Linked DNA regions of Homo sapiens: all the other regions are linked to region 7. A link is a contact called in ENCODE Hi-C or POLR2A ChIA-PET data. All regions are on one chromosome and are shown on one strand. The core of a region is the stretch at or near the end of the contact, and the rest is flanking DNA. Distances in the headings are between cores, read along the strand shown. Region 1 has its middle 60 kb from the start of PRDM1. Region 2 has its middle 96 kb from the start of PRDM1. Region 3 overlaps PRDM1 (PR/SET domain 1). Region 4 has its middle 82 kb from the start of PREP. Region 5 has its middle 78 kb from the start of PRDM1. Region 6 has its middle 51 kb from the start of PREP. Region 7 has its middle 130 kb from the start of LINC02836.

Evidence for each region. A loop is a pair of places that touch in the nucleus more often than their neighbours do. ChIA-PET counts read pairs that join two places held with the same protein, here RNA polymerase II (POLR2A). Pooled maps may share reads with other maps.
Region 1: a loop to region 7 is called in a pooled map, with 6 times the contacts of the local background. The contact joins two enhancer-like sites. A Hi-C loop is called at or near these places in 4 of 37 single-sample maps with no recorded cell type and 4 of 50 pooled maps. POLR2A ChIA-PET finds 5 or more read pairs at or near these places in 2 of 52 experiments (OCI-LY7 and common myeloid progenitor, CD34-positive).
Region 2: a map with no recorded cell type shows a loop between it and region 7 (9-fold over the local background). The contact joins two enhancer-like sites. A Hi-C loop is called at or near these places in 7 of 37 single-sample maps with no recorded cell type and 6 of 50 pooled maps. POLR2A ChIA-PET finds 5 or more read pairs at or near these places in 1 of 52 experiments (K562).
Region 3: a map with no recorded cell type shows a loop between it and region 7 (8-fold over the local background). The contact joins two enhancer-like sites. A Hi-C loop is called at or near these places in 4 of 37 single-sample maps with no recorded cell type and 8 of 50 pooled maps. POLR2A ChIA-PET finds 5 or more read pairs at or near these places in 1 of 52 experiments (GM12878).
Region 4: a map with no recorded cell type shows a loop between it and region 7 (7-fold over the local background). The contact joins two enhancer-like sites. A Hi-C loop is called at or near these places in 2 of 168 maps with a recorded cell type or tissue (GM12878 and GM13976), 10 of 37 single-sample maps with no recorded cell type and 7 of 50 pooled maps. POLR2A ChIA-PET finds 5 or more read pairs at or near these places in 2 of 52 experiments (GM12878 and Panc1).
Region 5: a loop to region 7 is called in a map with no recorded cell type, with 9 times the contacts of the local background. The contact joins two enhancer-like sites. A Hi-C loop is called at or near these places in 9 of 37 single-sample maps with no recorded cell type and 9 of 50 pooled maps.
Region 6: a loop to region 7 is called in a pooled map, with 2.2 times the contacts of the local background. The contact joins two enhancer-like sites. A Hi-C loop is called at or near these places in 1 of 168 maps with a recorded cell type or tissue (breast epithelium), 5 of 37 single-sample maps with no recorded cell type and 3 of 50 pooled maps.

Annotation. Positions count from the first base shown.
Region 1 is chr6:106,144,497-106,147,379 of GRCh38, reverse strand. No RefSeq gene overlaps it. Among named protein-coding and RNA genes, the nearest start is that of PRDM1, 60 kb to the right of the region's middle. Within about 2 kb of position 1,624, at least 4 of the 41 ENCODE cell types and tissues checked have a DNase peak (open chromatin) inside an H3K27ac peak, as active enhancers do; they include OCI-LY7, where a contact is called at or near this core.
Region 2 is chr6:106,180,745-106,183,444 of GRCh38, reverse strand. No RefSeq gene overlaps it. Among named protein-coding and RNA genes, the nearest start is that of PRDM1, 96 kb to the right of the region's middle. RefSeq lists a silencer at 811-860. Within about 2 kb of position 1,309, at least 3 of the 41 ENCODE cell types and tissues checked have a DNase peak (open chromatin) inside an H3K27ac peak, as active enhancers do.
Region 3 is chr6:106,102,542-106,105,462 of GRCh38, reverse strand. It overlaps PRDM1 (PR/SET domain 1), which reads right to left. Exons shown (of 7, transcript NM_001198.4): 5 at 1-638. Among named protein-coding and RNA genes, the nearest start is that of PRDM1, 18 kb to the right of the region's middle. RefSeq lists an enhancer at 1-689. Within about 2 kb of position 1,587, at least 8 of the 41 ENCODE cell types and tissues checked have a DNase peak (open chromatin) inside an H3K27ac peak, as active enhancers do.
Region 4 is chr6:105,483,435-105,486,143 of GRCh38, reverse strand. No RefSeq gene overlaps it. Among named protein-coding and RNA genes, the nearest start is that of PREP, 82 kb to the right of the region's middle. Within about 2 kb of position 1,348, at least 3 of the 41 ENCODE cell types and tissues checked have a DNase peak (open chromatin) inside an H3K27ac peak, as active enhancers do.
Region 5 is chr6:106,163,145-106,165,844 of GRCh38, reverse strand. No RefSeq gene overlaps it. Among named protein-coding and RNA genes, the nearest start is that of PRDM1, 78 kb to the right of the region's middle. RefSeq lists enhancers at 883-1,342, 1,353-1,402, 1,423-1,522, 947-1,793, 2,253-2,332 and 1 more. Within about 2 kb of position 1,269, at least 21 of the 41 ENCODE cell types and tissues checked have a DNase peak (open chromatin) inside an H3K27ac peak, as active enhancers do.
Region 6 is chr6:105,452,257-105,454,956 of GRCh38, reverse strand. No RefSeq gene overlaps it. Among named protein-coding and RNA genes, the nearest start is that of PREP, 51 kb to the right of the region's middle. Within about 2 kb of position 1,441, at least 8 of the 41 ENCODE cell types and tissues checked have a DNase peak (open chromatin) inside an H3K27ac peak, as active enhancers do.
Region 7 is chr6:105,756,251-105,758,950 of GRCh38, reverse strand. No RefSeq gene overlaps it. Among named protein-coding and RNA genes, the nearest start is that of LINC02836, 130 kb to the right of the region's middle. Within about 2 kb of position 1,315, at least 4 of the 41 ENCODE cell types and tissues checked have a DNase peak (open chromatin) inside an H3K27ac peak, as active enhancers do; they include OCI-LY7, where a contact is called at or near this core.

The DNA.
Region 1 (2,883 bases), core at 375-2,874, 390 kb before region 7:
GGAAGTTGAGCTGTGTTAATTATTATTATCATTCCTGGGTCTTCCAGCCAAGTTTAAACCAAGCCCTCCTCTTGCTTTTAGTTCCTGAGATCTGACAGATACAGCCATGAGGAGGGCCATACATCAAGGTGACTCAGCAGAGGGTGCATGCCTCACCCGGAGAAGGCAACTGGCTCCAAAGCCTTGGCTCTGGGGATGTGGGGCAGCCCAGGTACCTATGGCTTTGTTAGAACCTCATGCTAACAGAGCAAGAGTTCTGAAGCTGCTGCCACACTCCTGTCCCTCACCTCTTTGTGTACCTGCCATTTAATTTACCCAAGAAGCCTGGAGATCAATAAGAGGAACTCACCCTGTCATTAGACAGGGCCCTAAATTGCAAGTTGCAGCTGGAGAAGCTTCAGAGGCATTGTGATCACTCATGAAGAAAGATGACTAATCGCTTTCTTCTGGTCACTTATTTGGCTTATGACTTTGGTTTCTCTACTCTCTAAGTACAATAGCTATCAGATTTCCATGTAACTAGGTAGTGACAATCAGTATGTCCAGTTTCATTTAATACACTTGTTTGTGGGCTCTGCTACCTCACCTAGGCCAAATTGCTTAGTTGTATTGTATCCTGCCATTTTAAAGCTTGGGAGACAGGCGAAGGAGGGAAAGCTCACCTCAGTTGACCAATCGCCATCTCCATCAGCATCAGCATCAGCATCAACATCACTAGTGAGTGTCCAGGAGACATCGTGTGTTTAACCCTTTGCAGTGAATTTAATCTCTATGTATCCAGTGCAAGTTAGACAAACAGTTCCAACAGGTTTGGATCTCAGCCGTGTGCAGAACCCTATAGTTTAGAAAAACAGCACCAAAAATACACCAGCATTCCAAAGAGCAGGGGAATTTATCTTCTACCATGGTTTGAAGCCAGCTGTTCAGGGCACAGTTGCAACCAATGTCCTATATTACTTTTCTAGGCAGGGACCAGAGCAGTCAGTTTTTACGGGAATGCTAAGCCCCCTGTAAGGCAGCATCCTTACCCACTCAGAATGGAAGCCAGCTCTCCAAAGGTTGACCAGGTCCCTGCCTGTGTGCCTGACATCCTTTCTCAAGGAACATGCACACCCATGTCTATTGGCACGGACTTGTAACTATCTCCTTCCGAATTTGGTCCTTGATGTTAATACTGACTCCCCTCCCCACACACCCCAGCCTTCACTTTCCCCCAGCTCTGCAATCCCCGGGCAGACAGGCAGGTCCCACCGGGCTCTTTTGTCTGCTCAGCACAGCAGGCAGACGTCGGGGTGGTGGTGCATGCTAGTTAACTAATTAATGATTGTAAAGCACTTTGAAAACATAAAGAACCAGATAAATGCCAAGTATTATTGTTATTAATGATGAGGAGGCTGTTTAGTCATCCTCAGCCCTGAACTCGGCTCACTGCTCCCACTGTGGCTGCAGGCTGATTTGAGAACCAGGATGAGAACTCCCCTCCTCCCTGCAGGCGCTGTTTCACACTGAGTCAGTGACCAAGGTGAAGGGCCAGGAAACCTTCTCTCCTCATCTCCCACCTGCTGTCAAAGCACTGCCTACTTTGTGGCTGTAAGGCTAACATTTACCGAAAGCCAGGGTTTGAAACTGCCTCTCTATTTCCCATTCACCTGTTTAGTAAGTTCACTGATGTTTACTTGAGTGCTCGCTGATGGTGATAAGACTGCCATCTCTGTCTGAGGACAGCATGCAACCTGAAATGAAGCCCCACTTTTCATTTAGTAAAATTCCATGAGGATGGATTCACTTCTGCAAGGATCTCTTTTACATGTTTTGGGGGCTTGATATTTTCTTATAGATGCCTCTATGTATATTTGTTCCTTTGATATAGCAACTCTGTCAGCTGGGGAAGGCAGATGTTATTTTCCCCATTTTGCAGATGGGAAACCTGAGGGTCAGGGACATGATGAGCCTTGTATAAGGCCCCAGGGGCTCTAGAATCTAGTGGCAAGGCCAGAGTTCACTCCAGCTCGCCCGAGCCCCGGGCTGAACAGTGCCCTCTGACATATGAGGTGACTGCAACAGACTCCAGACACCTGGCAGGATGTGCAAAGATACGTTAAACAGCTTCTTAATATGTTCTAGCAAAGCAGACACTTTCAGAAACCCCATGGTCTCTGCATGGACATCTGACCTGAAGCTCCTTTAGCCACTGGCTAGCATTGAGGAGTTCTCCATGTCTTGTTTCAGGCTTGTTATCCTGGAATCTGACACTCTCTCAAATGCTTGGGCCGATAAGACCCTAGAATCCGTCTGTGTAATATCCCCCCTCCACAGATGATGAAACTGTGGGCCAGAAAAGTCCAATTACTGGTCATTGATGCCAGAGCCAGTAAAGGGGTGAGGCTTGCTGCATGCTTCTCCCACCCTCCTGCAGGGCTTCTGGCTCAACAGCCAGCCACCATTCAGCCTCTGGATCTCTACTGCTAGATGGGAAGGTTCCAGGGGGTTTCACGTCTTTTGTGCTTTTCTGTATTTTCCAAATTTTCTTCATTGAATGTTTTCCAAATTTTCTTCTGAAATAAATTATAGAAGGAATCAGAAAACGGGTCCGGGTGCAGTGGCTCACGCCTGTAATCCTAGCACTTTGGGAGGCCGAGGCAGGGAGATCACCTGAGGTCAGGAGCTTGAGACCAGCCTGGCCACCATGGCAAAACCTCATCTCTACTAAAAATACGAAAATTTTCTGGGCGTGGTGGCAAACACCTGTAATCTCAGCTACTCGGGAGGCTGAGGCAGGAGAATCACTTGAACCCAGGAGGCAGAGGTTGCAGTGAGCTGAGATCACGCCACTGCACTCCAGCCTGGGCAACAGACCCTGTCTCAAAAAAAAAAAGAAGTAAT
Region 2 (2,700 bases), core at 60-2,559, 420 kb before region 7:
TTGTTTCCTAAATATATTTATCTCCTGGTCTGAAAATATTAAAAATTACAGTGATGGTAGAGAGGAAAGAAGAGAGGCATGCCTCTTTTCAGATCATTTGAGATTAAGCGAAAACTTGGACATTATAAAAATTTATTTACTATGTAGCTTTATTTGACAAAAGCATCTTTCACATTATCAATCATGAATTATAAATTTGATTCTTCATGCTTACGAGCAGATATAGTACTACTGTAAAATCTAGTAGGAACAATATAGTAACCATGGAGTGAAAGACTCAATTTTTAGGTCCTTTAGGTAGCTCTTTAAGTACTTAGGTTTTTAAGTGCAAAATCATTTTTATTAACTATGTTACTGTATTAGAATGATATATAGTGAGATAAAGACAAATTTGAAGATTGAGGGATGTCAGTACGCTTTGACGTATAAGTTGACTCCTATGAAAGTGATTAGTTTGGCTTTCCCTCTGTAGCTTTCTCACCTCCACATCTCAAGGATAAATAAAGTACAACCAGGCGTTTTCCATTTTTTCCCCCAGTTCTCAGTGGAGTATATAGCACACAGTTGGTGTTTAGCAAGTGTGGAAAAAAGGATTACTTAATAACTTTATAATGAGTGTTATATTTTTCTGGTAAGAATACCAGCTATAAAAATAGAACCTTGTCATTTAGAAATCAGTATACAAAGTGCACTTGGTTCGGCCTGGCATTAGTGATGAAGACTTGCTTACTCAAATCGACTACTTTCGGTAGGAACCACTGTGGACCAGATCCTTGCGTCAGTCCACATTCATTTTAGTTGCAGTGTAGACCGCAGCACATATCTTGTGTTTCAACATCACTCTAATTTAAGCAGCCCCTAAAGCTGGAGCTATTCTCACCAAGCATCTGGAGGTATTTGTTAATTCTGACCTTTTCATAAATGAGTGATTTGTGTCTTGCTTTTGCTTAGAACTTTACTTCTGAAAATAAGAGCTATTTAATTCAACATTTCCCAAACTTCCTTGACCATAGAATTTTTTTTTCTTTCCTAGTATCACAGCTTCCTATTGAACTCTAGCATGGGAAATACTACATTAAATCATTAGCTCATAATGACCTAGAGTTTATAGCATAAATCTTACTTTTCCCTTTCTGACAACTCTTTAGCTATTTGAAAGAAGCTCTCAAGCGTCTGACTCATCTCCAAACAAAATAGCTCTAGTCTGTTCATTCCTTCCTCCAAATATCTCCCATTTTGTCAGTGTCATTCTTGAAATTCATCTGCCAAGTATATACTGTGTACTGAGTAATACATGCCAAGTCATGTGCTGTCCTCAGGGGATGGAGTAGTTTAGGTTTTCATAATGCCAATATTGGATGCATAGTCTGGCTGCTCCGTAGTGCCATAATCTGACAGATCACATCCAGGGTGAGATTTAGTGAAAGGGCTGGGAATTAACCATAAGTTCTGTTTATGAAACATCCATCCAAATATAAAAACTCAGGCAAATTGTCAATGGATTGGAGAAAACCTCAATTCATAGGTATGAGTAAGTAGGAATTCAAGGGGAATATTTGCTCTCAGGGAGTTGCCATAAAACTAGCCAAGAGAGCCATGGAGCTGAAATATGGTATTCTGTTATCAGTCACCAAGATCCCCAGATAGAATGCGGCTGAGGTCAAGCAGAGAGGGACTGGCCTCACAAATGGGTGGTTTTCTGTGGTACTGGCACATACAGCAGGTATTTCTGATCTCTAGCTGTACTTGTTTGGGACTTGATGACTTTGTCTTTTTGTGTTGCCTAGTGCATATTTTCCAAGTAAGGTACGCTGTAGAAAGCTCACATCTGTAAGGTGGGTTTTGATACTCTTGTTACTCAAAACTGTTAGTTTTTAGCTTTCTTTTACAAAGACAGTCACTCATTGACCTAGAAACTGTCTGACCCCAACGATTTTGTAAAAGCCAAGAGAAATTTGTTATCTCCTGACTACCAGTCTTTTTTCTGCATATGCCATCTCAACCATGTCTTCCTGAAGAGTTTGGTCATGCTCACTACCTGTATTTCCATGGCTCCTTTTGTCATTGTTTTGAAATTCATTATAATGTAATATGAAATGTCAACTTACCCTGATGTTTCTTGTACTGTATCGATGCTGATATTCAGTGAAGTATGACAGAGCAAGTTATTGATGACATCTGAAGGTATCACCAGGTCTTGGAGCCAACTTTAAAAAGTGAGGGAGCAATTAAGTAAAAACTAAGTAATTTTTGTTTCTTATTTATTTTTTTTTTGAGACTGAGTGTCACACTGTCGCCCAGGCTGGAGTGCAGTTGCGCAATCTTGACTCACTGCAATCTCTACCTCCCTGGTTCAAGCGATTCTCCTGCCTCAGCCTCCCTAGTAGCTGGGATTACAGGCACCCCCTACATCCAGCTAATTATTTTATTTTATTTTTAGTAGAGGCAAGTTTTCACCATGTTGGCCAGGCTGGTCTCGAACTCCTGACCTTGTAATCTGCCTGCCTCAGCCTCCCAAAGTGCTGGGATTACAGGCATGAGCCACGGCACCCGGCCAAAACTAAGTAATTTGTGGACTGGATAGTGCATGCGATATTGGAGCAAAAAAATAGAAATGCCTGATGGGTTGCGATTGTCAGTAATCCAACTCAGATATACGGTGGACATCTTTAATTCTGGGCAGAACATTTAGAACATCTC
Region 3 (2,921 bases), core at 338-2,837, 350 kb before region 7:
GATGCCATTCATGCTGCTCACAGCGCTCAGGCCATTACAATTCATGCCGTAGGGGGGCAAGAGGAACTTGGGGTAGTGAGCGTTGTACGAGGGGATGAAAGCTGGCGGGAGGTGGGGCAGGGGTGCGTAGCCAGGGTAGGAGCCCAAACCTTCCGTGCCGTAGGACGCGTTCAAGTAAGCGTAGGAGTCCCGGTGCTCTTGAGAGCCGGGGCCCACAGGGGACACCGTATTCCCAGGGCTGCTGTGAGGGCTGGAGCTCTTGAGGCTTTGGTCGGGGCTGCTTCTTGCAGAGGGGCTTGGAGTGGTGGAGGATGGAATGGGGGAGCGAGTGATGTACGTGGGTCTCTCGATCCCGTAGGCCAGGGAAGCTTTCAAAAAGTCTTCTGGCAGAGGGGCCCGGATGGGGTAAACGACCCGAGGGTAGAAGGGCATTTCGGGGCTCCCACGTCTTCTAAAGTCATCGAGGTCCTTTTCTGATGTGAGGGGTGAAATGTTAGAACGGTAGAGGTCCTTTCCTTTGGAGGGGTTGGAGTCCAATTTTAGGATTTCTTTCACGCTGTACTCTCTCTTTGGGACATTCTTTGGGCAGAGTTCATTTTTCTCAGTGCTCGGTTGCTTTAGACTGCTCTGTGTTTGTGCTGAAATAAAGAAAAAGGGGCGATTACACAGAGGGCTAGAGAGAACTGAAGCAAAACTGCCAAAGTTGCTCCTCCTTCTTGAGAAAACCTGAGTAACAGCTGGCGACACAATCGCCACATATCTGGCTTCCAACGCACTCTCATTCTAGAAGGCTCTGGGCCACTCACTCAAAAGTGCAGTTCCGTTTCCTCCTCAGCAAAATGCGGACAATGGCAGCACAGACAGAACAAACAGCAGCCTTGGGTGATTCTGTTTTCATTAGTACAGACCTTATGATAGAAAATTGCTGTTTAGGCTGGAGTAAGATAGCCTAAGCTGGATGCAGTGGCTCTTGCCTGTAATCCCAGCACTTTGGGAGGCCGAGGTGGGCGGATCACCTGAGGTCGGAAGTTCGAGACCAGCCTGACCAACATGGAGAAACCCCATCTCTACTAAAAATACAAAATTAGCTGGGCGTGGTGGCGCACACCTGTAATCCCAGCTACTTGGGAGGCTGAGGCAGAAGAATCGCTTGAATCTGGGAGGTGGAGGTTGTGGTGAGCCGAGATTGTGCCATTGCACTCCAGACTGGGCAACAAGAGCAAAACTCTGTCTCAAAAAAGAAAAAAAAAAAAAAAACTTCCATTTTAATGGAGTGGAAAAATACTGGGGTGGGGACCCTGTCATAGGTTAATAAAAGTCTTTCTGATGTTCATGGTTTACCTAAAGGAAATCAGCATACCCTGAGAACTAAATGTGAAAGATTAAGACTCATTTCAAGTAATACACAGTCATCAATTTTCGCTTCTACTCTTGTTGAATACGAATTTGATAAAGCCCTGTTCAAACTGCCTATGCCAAGGAGCTTAGCGAAGTGAATACCACCTTCCTCGCGATGTGCAGACAGCCTAAGCACTTCACCAAGGCTCTGTCTGGTCTAGCCAGGATCCCAGCAGTGCTGGCCCCTGGAGTCACAAGGCGTGACAGTCACCTCTGCCAAACCACAATAGGTACTTCCTGAGCCAGTTCAATTACTTAGCGCACCCAAGAAAACAGAACAGGCTAAGAGGAAAGCACTTATTCCCAAAGACGGCACGTTATTACTTGGTAAAGATACTATTTAGGAACAGCAGCAATGAGGACAGTTCTAGACTATCCCTGCCACAGCCAGCCCTGTCTCCTCGCTACACAATAAATGATGCCTTCAGGAAAAAACACCCATCTGGGCAGGGAAAACTGAAAATTCCCTGCTCAGCCTTGCCTGGAAACCAAAAGTAAAACATACGATGTTTAGTTTGAGCTCTGATTATTGGAGGACAGTCACTCAAGCCAGGACACCTGCCCTAGGAACGCACTGAAGGCATTGGCTGTCAATGTGTGGAGATGCCTTCAGAGGCAGCAGGTTTGGGGGATCATGCTGAAGCCTTTGTGCAAATATCCTTCATCGTCTAAAAAATGTCTCTGCTTGAATTTAGTTGAGAAAGAACTCCACACTTGCTATCTGATAGGTCTAGAAATGAACTCTGTGAAACTCCAGAACTGAACCCTTTAAATGTATTCTCTAGGCTGACTGGCTTGAGGGATTCGATTCCAATTTGAGAGCCCCTTAGAGAATGTTATCTCCTGCCAGCGGTTATCAGTTCCTCCTGGGCGAGCCTGAAGCCCCAGAATAAACACAGAGAAGAACGCTATCAGGGAAGATGCTGACGGGGGGGCCGTGATGGAAAGCTTGCTGAGGGAGAGGGATTTCTGAAGCCACTAAAACAAAATAAATATCTCCTTATCAGGCCAATATCGGTCTTTCAGTGAGGCCCAGCAGGCAGGAAGTTCTAATTGTCACTTTTGTTTTTTAAAGCTAAAATGGTAAAGGATGAGAAAGACAACTAAGCTTGAAAACTGATAGGCAAGGCATCTCACAGCCACAGGAAGGAATTTTATGAAGGTGAAAAAGAATTATTTGGAAACATCTATATAGGGTCAAATTCATAATGATTTTTAAAAACGATGCCGCTCGAATAAAATGGAAATACAAAAAACTTTACCCTCATGACTTTGAGCCATTTTTACTCAAATTATGTATCTAAGTCTCATATTTTTTCCAGTGGCTTCCACACTCCCTTGGTTCTATAATTCAACAAATAATAATAGCATAAATGTGCAATAAGCATAAAGTTTCAGTCCATCTGTGGCACTGCCCCTCACATTTAGCCAGGGATTCTTCTTAAGTACCTTAATATAATTTGAATGTTGAACTGATATGAAACTTATGATTGGGCCAACAAAAAAGCCAGAATTTTAAACTT
Region 4 (2,709 bases), core at 99-2,598, 270 kb after region 7:
AGATTTATGACACCTATAGAAATGTTCATAAAATTTGAGGCTATGCAAGCCTTTTGGCATCTGTCTCATTGTTATCGGAACCATAAAAGTCATCACCATCTTGTCCACAGCCAGTCTTTTCTTCCTAGATAATCCGGGGAAAAATAAAGTTGCCTCTGAGTCTCTGAGTATCTGCTTGAAGCAGGCTCTGTTGTCAGGTGTGTGTGTGTATGTGTGTGTGTGTGTGTTGAAGGAATAGTGGTGTCATATCAGGGAAGGGAGAGAGAGAATAGCAGATCAACCTGTATGTGTTTGAGGACTTAAAGGGGAATTTTGAGAAATTGTTTCTAGAGCAACTCATTTTATCTGTCAAAAGGATGCTGCAGTATGTACGTCGCTCACTTCAGCCTGGTTCTCTGGCCCAGCCTACCCAGGAGTGGTAGTCTCCGGAGTGTACACAGAGAAGGGAAGCAGGTGCTTCAACTCCCCCAGCATCTGGTTTAGATGACCACAATGCTGAGAACACCTGCAGCCTGCATTTCAGCCAAGTCTGGCCTCCCATTGTATTCGATTGGACTTTCTGCCTTGAGCAAGAAAAAGGAATTGTTTATCAGATTTGCCAAAGGATCTCCGGGGAGGTGGAGAAAGACAGGATAAACAAACCTACAACAAGCAAGGGTAAGCAAAGCACTGGGAGACTTGGATTATTTGTGACTGTCCGAGGTAATCTTTCAACCTGACACAAAGTAAGTAAAAGCTGAGAGAGAGAAGCAAATGTTAGCATGGACCAAGTCAGTTTCCCAGCGGTTCATGAGGGAACCGATATTAGATCATCTTGTCCAAACTCTGGTCCTAGGCTGACACAGAAATCAAATTCTCAAGACTGGAAAGACTTTCAATCAAACAACAAGGGTTTAAAAGATGACTGTCCTAGAAAAATCTTACAAAGAAGATGGTCTTACCACTTGCGTAGCAAATGTTCCATTGCGCACTTTATAATTTCATATTTTGTAATAACTACGCAATGGGTAAGCTGGTTACCTGCAAATCATATCAAAAGCGATAATCTTGGTTTTACTTCTCTAACCAATGTAAGCAAAGCAAGCACGTCTGATATAGCGATATAATACAACTTCATGGTTGGTATATAGGAACAAAAATTAAATTAACGCGCTTATTTCCAGGGCCTCAGAAAATAGTTTAGCGGTATCATATATTGTGTTTTCTTAGTAAATAATTCTGCAGGAACCCCTTCTTTTTCTTTCCTTTGTATAGAGCCCCAACTAGTGGAATATTGGAAAACTGCACTTAAAGAGAAAACATTTAAATAGGAGATGACCACAGGTCTCTCTTCCTCAGGTTAAGAGCCAGTAAGATCGTACAGACACTGCTCATTTTGGGGTGTGGAGATATGGACAAGGCGCTGAATTAAAAGGGGAGGGGTGTGTGAAACTGGCTTATACTTAGCTCCTCACAGGCATAAAGGGCAAACTCGTACTGATGAAAACAAGTGCAATCTCTGGCATTTGAAATGAGTCAATGGGCTATATCTATCACTAGTTTGAGAAAGGAAAATATTTATTGAGTTCAGAACTTATCTTCTTGAAGATATCTTTTCCAAAGAAAGAGGAAGATATCCTGTGACACAAGATTGTATATGTTGGAGGAAAGAGACCTGGTTTCACAAATTAGATGAGAAGGCAGTTGGCAACATTGTCCCACTGGTGCAGAACAGAACAGAACAGGTAACACTGTGCCTGTGCTGGGGTCGGTGAGAAGGAAGGGAGAAAGCAGGTGGAGGCAGCAAAGTGAAGGGAAGGACTCCCACACAAACAACTAAGAGTCAAATATAGACACCTGGAGAAGTGATTTATGACACAGATTTTCCTGAAGGAATGAAATCTTAGGGGTTCTCGGGCTTTTAACTTTGTTCCTTTCTTTGTTTGTTACCTCTCCATTTCAAGGAATCTCATGCTTGTAGATTTTTTTAGGAGTCTTGGCTCCCTTGCCAAAAAGCACCAATAAAATGCAGGCAGCCTGGAAAGGTTATAAAAATGCAAGATGAATTCATCAATCAGACAAGGTCTTGTCTGTACGTGCAACAGGGGGTTCACAGACAGGCTTCAGGGACTTGGTGGAGCTCCCTAACAAGATGTGTAACTTCTGTGTGTGTGCATTCTTCTGGATTTTATAGCTTTTATCAGATTCTCAAAGGGGCCTGTAACCCAAAAGAAGAATAAGGAATATAACTGTATAGAAATCTGCACACAGACCAAAAAAAAAGCAAAACTCACACTCACATTTTAATGGATGCCCCTCAGAATGATCCCAGACTCCATGAAATTCTGCTCTTAGAGAAGCCAAACAGAGATATCAGATTATTTCAGTACATCATGAGTCAGACTGTAGCCTTCTCTTTTATCATGCAATGACTCTTTGAACAGAGAGCTGCAAGACGTTTTTTGTTGCATTTTGCACTGCTGTGATGGCATAGGGCACCCTTCTCAAACCTCAACGTGCTGTCCTTGAGCAGGTTCCAAGCTGATTAACCTCCATTAACCAGCTTTCTTCACCGTGCATTAAACAAACAAGATGAATTACGCTCAAAGATCCAAAAGCAGCAGCAATCATTTTTGTTAGTTTTTCTTAATAGATTAAGCAGTGGAAAATAGAAAAAAAAAATGCTGAACTTTGGGACTTGAAGACTTACTCAGCACATTTGGTTGTTAT
Region 5 (2,700 bases), core at 20-2,519, 410 kb before region 7:
GCAGATTCAGCTCACCCAGAAGACTAGAATTGGCAGCTATGCCTCCTGCTCTCTGCTTTGATTCAGAACCTGTGCTATGCTATTGTCAAGCCTGGGTATTGTACCTTCTTGGTCCATTTTTGAATTTTTCATCCATTTTGACCAACACTGTTTAATTCCTGCTTTTTTTTTTTTTTTTTTTTTTGAGACGGAGTTTCATGCTTGTGGCCCAAGGTGGAGTGCAATGGTACGATCTCAACTCACTGCAACCTCCACCTCCCAGGTTCAAGCGATTCTCCCGCTTCAGCCTCCCAAGTAGCTGGGATTACAGATGGCCACCACCATGCCTGGCTAATTTTTGTATTTTTTTGTAGGGACTGGGTTTCACCATGTTGGCCAGGCTGGTCTGGAACTCCTGACCTCAGGTGATACACCTGCCTTGGCCTCCCAAAGTGCTGGGATTATAGGTGTCAGCCACCGCGTCTGACCAATTCCTGCATTTTTTAAAATGACAAATGACATGGTCAAGAAAGCCTTTCTGCATTTCCTTTCTTTGGTCTTCATTTATTCATTCAACCAGTATTCTGTTACTGTGTCCTCTGAACAGTCTCAATAAAATTGTTGCTGCTTGGTGCTTTGTGTATGTGCACCTGTTCCCTCTCCTAGGTTATGAGAACAAAAGCCAAAGATCCTATTTTAAAATTTTTATTTATTTTCTTAATTTTTTGCATCACCCACAAGACCACAGGCAAAGCCTGCTTGGGAATGAACTCGTGAAGAGCTGTGAAGCACAGATGGGTCTCTCTGGTCTTTTCCCTCTACTTCCATCCCCCTTTCTATTCTTCTAAGAGTCTCACAGACCCTTTCCATCTGAATTTAGTTAGGCCTCCAGCAAGCAGAGACACAGATTTCACAGTCAGGTGCTGCTCCATGCTGTACTGGGGTGATGCCCCAAAGGTGTTCTTGGCCCCGGCCTTCAACACCCTGTGTTGATGTACTTGGTGGCAGATTCCCTGCCATCTCCCCAAATGATCGTGTCTTCTCTTCACATCTCATTATGTTTTCCTTGGCCTGATTCCTTTCCTCCTACCCAGTCTGATTCGTCTGCCTTTTCCTGACTCCCTTCCAGGCCACCCCTTCCCCTGGCCTCTCTTCGTACCTTGGCCGTTAGTCTTGCTTGATGCCTCTGTATGCCTCACTTTGGTTTCTGTTCCCCCTTATTCTTTTTCTTTCACTTTCCCCCACCCACCCGTCGTTTTTAACAGTGTCATCATGACTTACAGTGTGGGAACATGATGCTTGCTGTCTCCCACATTACATAGCCGCCCCTGGATTTCATGTGACCAACATTCCTTCCCCTAACCCCTTGGGCAGGATAGAAACTCCCCCACTGCCAGAAGCCGGGGCCTAGCCCTCATCGCGAGTCCCGCTTCCTGCCCACCTCAGGAAGCAAGGGCAGGGCAGAAGATGGAGGCCAGGGCCACAGAGTTCACCCCAGACCTCGTGTCAGATTCTGTGGGGCAGTGTGAGCTGGGTGTGACTCAAGGCACCACTCACAGCAGCTTTACTCTGTGAAAGCACGAAACAGGGAGGGTCCTCATAAAGGAATGGCAGGGGCTGTGGGGAAGAGGTGGGGTAGCACATATGACTGAGGCCAGGGAGGTTTCTAGTGCTGACATGACTTGGCCTCCTCATCCACAAAACTCACTTGAAACACCAGAGCTTGATGAATAACAGCGTCCCAGTCATAAGCAGAAAGAGCTCTTCCCTTTTTCTTCCGTCAGCCCTCACACATACCGCTTGTGCAATCTGTTCTTATGTGAAGGTTTGCAAAATCGTCCAAGTGGAGGATGGGTCTGGGATTTCTTGGACACATATCCATCCTGGAGGGCCAGACATCAGCCAGGGCAGCTGGAACAACCTGGACTGTCACAGTAGGAGGGGACGGGGGGTGTCAAGGCTGCTGGGAATGGGGCCTTCTAGCACTCGGTTTCAGAGAGCAATAAATGGAGTTCTTATTTCAAACGTGCAAACCGGATTTGGTCAAATACTCTCCCTGTGAGGCAGCTGCCCTTTGAGGCTGTGGACCAGAGTGGAAATAAAGCTCCTGTCTGACAAAGGATAGGTTTCCTTGACCCTTTCTGCTGACTATTCCACTTCCTGCTGGTTTGCTGCGTTGATCCTTGGGCAGCAGCCCCAGGGGTGCTTGCTGCAGCAGAGTGAAAGTGATTGCCAGCCTGAGCTCTACAGGCTGACTTTGGGCTCTGCAGGCACGTTCTTCCCCTTGCTTATTTTCCACTGCTGTTTGTGAGTCAAGCTCAAGGGCCACGCTGAACAGGCTGCTGGAGGAAAGGAGTGAGCCAGGTCTCTTGATATCTTCTAAAGTCTCAGAAAGGAAGTACAGACCTAATTCAGTGCCCTCTCCTTTTCTCTTCAAGTGCAGGTGGTTAAAGTCCCCCTGATATGGTTTGACTATGTCCCCTAAAAAGCATGTATTGGAAAATTAATCCCCATTGTAACAGAGTTCGGGGGTGGGGCCTGATGAGAGATGATCAGGCCATGAGGGCAGAGTGAATGAATTAATGCCGTTACTGCAGGAGTAGGTTGGTTATAAAAAGGGAGTTTGGCCCTCTTTTACACACACGCACTCTCTCTCTCTCCCTCTCTCGCTGTCTCGCTCTCTCACTCTCTTGCTCTCTCACTCTCTTGCTCTCTTGCCAT
Region 6 (2,700 bases), core at 192-2,691, 300 kb after region 7:
GGTGCAGAGATAAGTCTGCACAAACAAACCTTACTGAAATAACCCTTATCTTCCATTAGTTTCTCTCATATATTTTCTAGTCACTTTCCCACAAATTACTGCCCCTAGGACCTTTTTGGACACCCTTCCTTTGTCCTATCATTTCTCCACAAATTTTTTGCCCTTTGTTAAAATGGTATATAACCCCTGAGTCTAACTGCTTGTTTGGGGTTTTCGCTTCTTTCCTATGAAGCCCCTCATGCCACATAAAAATATTTACATCAAATAAAATTTGTATGCTTTTCTCCTGTTAATATGTCTTTTGTCTGCTTGATTCACAGGCTCAGCTACAGAATCTAGGAGATTAGAGAAAGGTTTTTCCTCTCCTACAAGTGTAAATGGGAGGAAAGGAATAGGGGATTCTTCCCTCACTGTTGTTGTTGTTGTTTGGTGCAACACAAATATTACTGAATTTCTATGAGTTAAATGAGGTTTTGTTGCAACTTAAATGTAGGTTCAAAACCATGTTATAGAACTCAAGAAATTAGAGATATTAGCCTTAGAATTATATATTCACAGAAGACCCCAGAGCTATCTTAAAATATTTAAAGGACTACCCATTGACAGAGGAATTAGAACAGAGATGGCCATTTCAACAACTAGTCATGGCTGTCTGGAGCTCTGAATTAAAAAGAATGTGAAGCAGTATCCAAGCTCAGTGGAAAAAATTCTGCTTGACAATGATGTCTGTCAAAGCTTGAAAGAAAGCCAGTACCCATGTGTTGAGAACAGAATGGCTATAGCTGACAAATACTAAGCATTTGAAAGAGGAGTTTATGTGGGGTTTGGAATGCCATTTTCTCTCATGCACACTAAGTCAAGAAAGTTTAAAGGGGAGAGAGAAAGAGAGAGAGAGGGAGAAGAATAGAACGATTCTTCAGAAATGAGAGCACTTACAATTATAAACAGCATTCTCTTTCATTCCTGGTAAGTTTCCACTTCCTTTTGCATTTTCTCATAAAGAAATCCATGTATCCTTACAGTAAATTTTCTTGTTTAGCTTTAGCTAGTCATCTAGATTTCTGGTTTTTGCAGCCAAACAACCCCTAAGAGATCTATGTCTTAGTGGGGCCAATTTCAATCCCATTTAATTCAATTCAACCGATGTTTATTGAATACCTATTGTGTCTCTTATACCCAATAATTGGGGTTGAGTCTTGAATCTGGCCTATGACTGGAATCTATGAAAGATTCAAAGGGAAAAATAGGCATAGGTTATGATGAGCTATAAAAAAAGAAACGAGACAGAACATAATGTAGAGTTCTTAGCTCTCCCCACCCAGATTTATGTTCTGAGTTTTCTTTAACATTCTGTCCAATCGAGTGCGAGTGGGCTGAGACGTGGGTGGCAGAGCTGAGACACGGCCCCTCTAACTGTCTCATGTACAAACTTGAGGGGTAAGAGGAAGTTTGACACAGGAAATAACAGCCAGCAGCCGGGCTCTCTGACGAACACTACCCAGTGAAGCCTTTTAATTAGGCAAGATCATTTTTGTTAAATCTGCTCAGAAAATACTGCCTTAATCTCTGAAGATAATAAACCTCATTTAAAGTCCTGAGTTGACTCACTGTCCATAATGACTGAGATACAAATAGAGCTTTTATCCTGCAAAAACCATTACCAGGACACAGCCAATTAAGAAATTAACCAAAATCTCCATCCCCAGTTAGAGTGCTTACCTCTAGGAAAAGCCTGAGGGGAATTATAAAGACACAGTTTCTATGTGTGTTCTAATGCCAAGGTCCAAAGCAAAGGAAACCCAAACCAAATCAAAAATTGAGAAGGAAACTGTTTTAATTGATCATGAGCCGCCAAACTTCCTCTTCTGCATTATCTGTGTTTAAGTAATCCAATTAGTTTGACCTCATATGAGCAAGAGAACCCAAGTGCACATCTTTTGAAGTGGTTGTTTGGGGGTATCCTGAAAATTCTTAATATCAATCCCAGGAACATCTAAATGGTATTTTCCCCTGCACTCCTACCAGCATAGTGGAAATATCAATACCACAGGTGGGGTGCGGGAGGAGGATATTTGCTTTTTGCTATTCACTATCACGTATACACACACACGTACTTTTACCCACATTATGGAATTACTAAAAACAATGTGTGGCTCAGACTAACCATTCCACGTTGCAAATAATATCAAAATGGCTCCAAGTAGCAAAGAGAGCCAAGCGTGAGTGTCATGTATGAGCTGATGCTGCTGGTAAAGCCTTGCTTTTCCATACATAGAATGTATCACAAGAATCTGGCCTGGAGGTGCCAAAGTAATGGATGACTCTTACTCCAGCAGAGGGTCTTGGCCATTTACAGCTGAAGGAATGTGCTAGTGGCAATGCTGCCCTCTTTTGGAACAGGGTACAGAGATGGGTCTAATTACCAGCTACTTTTGTGAAAAGCAGTAATAATAAATTAAAGACGATGCAGTGATTTATCCTCACCAATGACTCCTCTATCTTTTCATCAAGACAGTAGTGGTCCAGAGTCTCTAGTGGTTTTCTTTAAGTGTTGGAATAGAGAGTGACTAAAAGTATACATGAATAGCCCTCAGGAATAACTCGTCTGAAAGGCGAGTTATTCTCTTTTTTGCTCTTCGCATCTATAGCTTAGCATGCAGCCATTGATTACATACTTACTGCCAGGAATTGGTGAAAGAG
Region 7 (2,700 bases), core at 66-2,565:
TCTGACATGGCTAGAATCAAAAGCTTAAACACGATTCATTTTTGGCTCCATCTTTTTAAAAGTCTTTCTCCCTGGTGAGTATGAGGGCCAGAGGCTGCTTAAGCTTCCCAGTTTCACAACCTCAGGAGGAAGACAGCTTCTTTCTCCAAGAGAGAAAGATGAGGAGGACTGGGGAAAACTGAGGCTTGGCCCAACTCAGATCAGCCATCTGTCTATCCTTTAACCAAATGGAGGAGACCTACATCCTACATAACAAGTCCATTCCTAAGTAGGGGAGTAGGGTCCCCCCAGGAATAAGAGGTTTCTATTGTCACAGATTCTGTATCACATACCAGGGCTTGTTGGGGGGTGGGGGTAAGAGGAGGGAGAGCATTAGGACAAGTACCTAATGCATGCAGGGCTTAAAACCTAGATGATGGGTTGATAGGTGCAGGAAACCACCATGGCACATGTGTATCTATGTAACAAACCTGCATGTTTTGCACATGTATCCCAGAACTTAAAGTAAAATAGAAAAAGAAAAAAAAAAGAAGATTCTGTTGCTAGAAGAACCAAAGCCATTACAATCTGCTTATTGATGGTGTGCTGGCAGAAACACTAGGCTTATCGTCAGAAAACCTGTCTCCGCTCTGCCTCTATTTTGCTATTACCTGGGGCAAGACAGTTCTCTAAGCCCTAGACTCCTTAGCTTTCCAGTGAAGACAAGAATAAGCACATGATCATTTCACTGGGACCGCTGTGTGAAGGATACAGAAACAATGCAAATGTAAGGGGTTATTATTAATATTATGATCTCTTTCCGGTCCCTGGACCTGGCTTTTGCCAGATCATCTGTTTACTTGTTCCTAGGGCAAATTTAATTTGCAAGGTTCTAAAAGGGAAGGTGATTGCTCAATGTTCAAATTAAAGAGCTGCCTTCAACCTACCCAGGTGTGCAGGCAGGACATCTGCCTCCCACCTGCTTCACCCAAGTGATGCAAAGAAGAGTGTGTTGGTTTCGGCTTCCTAATCATGATCATGGAGACACTAAGAAGTGTCTCTGTCATGCAGCTTCACTCTGAAATGTTGGGCTTCTATTCGTGGACTCTTTTGAAAGCTGTCTTTGACTCCTGAAAACCAAAGCACTTGAAACATTCATTTTTTTTTTATCTCTAAAAATGGAATAGGACGACTGGCACTTGTCCTAAAGCCCCAGCCACACCTGCTGTTTATCCTGCATTCACGCAGTGATGACTCTCCCCTAGAGTTCATGGCATTTCCTTTGACACATCAAAGTGAAACTCCTAGAAGACAGAAACAACATGTCTATTGTTAGAGGAGGAGTAAATACCCCATTTCAAGGTGAAAACCACACCACCATGTTGATTTTTTTTTGAAGTCCTAATACCTTAGTTGGCTAGATTTCAGGGTTAGGAACCAGTGAATGGACATTGGTGAAAGTGCAAGCTGTCATTCTGGTAAAGTCACCCCCTTGGAAAGGAGTGTTATAAAAATATTTCAAAGAGGAGAACAGACCAACTAAATTCACAAAATCTTTCCCAAAGGAATTACTTGTCTCCACATCCAACTGGTCACTAGGTTCCCTGAACCCTGGATTTTCCATTAAGCGTAACCTCTTCTTTTCCTCCCTACAACCTTAATTCTGGCACGTTCATTTCCCATCTGGACCTTCCCTCCTAACTCATTTCTAGTGCCTTCTCTTTTCCAATCTGTCTTCTCTCCAAACTTCCTTCCTCTCAGCCTTATCCATGTAAATGCACACTGAGTTAGGATGATATGTCCTTGGGAACTTTTTTTTTTTTTTGAGACAGGGTCTAACTCTGTTGTCCAGGCTGTATTGCAATGGTGTGATCTCAGCTTACTGTAGCCTCCGCCTCCCAGGCTCAAGCAATCCTCCCATCTCAGCCTCTGGAGTAGCTGGGACTATGGGCATGCACCATCACACCTGGCTACTTTTTGTATTTTTTGTAGAGATGGTGTTTCGCCAGGTTGCCCAGGCATTAACCTCTCTCTGCCTTAGTTTCCTTAGTACTTAGTTCAAAGGATTATGTGAGAATTCAGTTAATATATGTAAAGGGCTTAGAATAGTGTTTGGCCTATAGGAAGCTCTAATTAGGGGTTGGCTGCATGAGTGTTACCTATTATCACCTAATCATGTTCCTGGCAGGCTGCTGCTTAAAACTCCCACCACTTTCTGGTCAAGGCAGATGTAGCTTTTGTACATGGCAGGCATCTCCTCAGGACCTGGCGCTGCAGCCTCTTCTCTCACACCCGCCCCCAGGCACTCTGGCCTCTAGTGTCCAACTACGTGTCCCACCCATGTGGTTTCTTCTACCTTCCCTCCATCCCCAATTGGAACTCCTTCCGATTCTTCAAGGCTGTGCACTGGTGATTCCTCCTCTGAACTTCTCCAGGGGAGACAAGTATGTCTTTTTTGGTGCTTTCTTCATTGAGTATAACTACTGTTTATTGGATGTCTAGAATAGGCCTGGGACTTTACATACATCATGTCATTTAATTCTCACAACAGAAACATCATTCCTATGATACAGATGAGAAAACTGAGGCTCACAGAGCTGACATTACTAGTTTGAGAAAGCAGTGGTACCAGGATTAAAACCCTGGTCTGATTCTGGACTCCATAGTCATTTGACTACGCGCTATGCTCCTTTCCGGTGTGGCTGTTAGTTTTTGTGTACC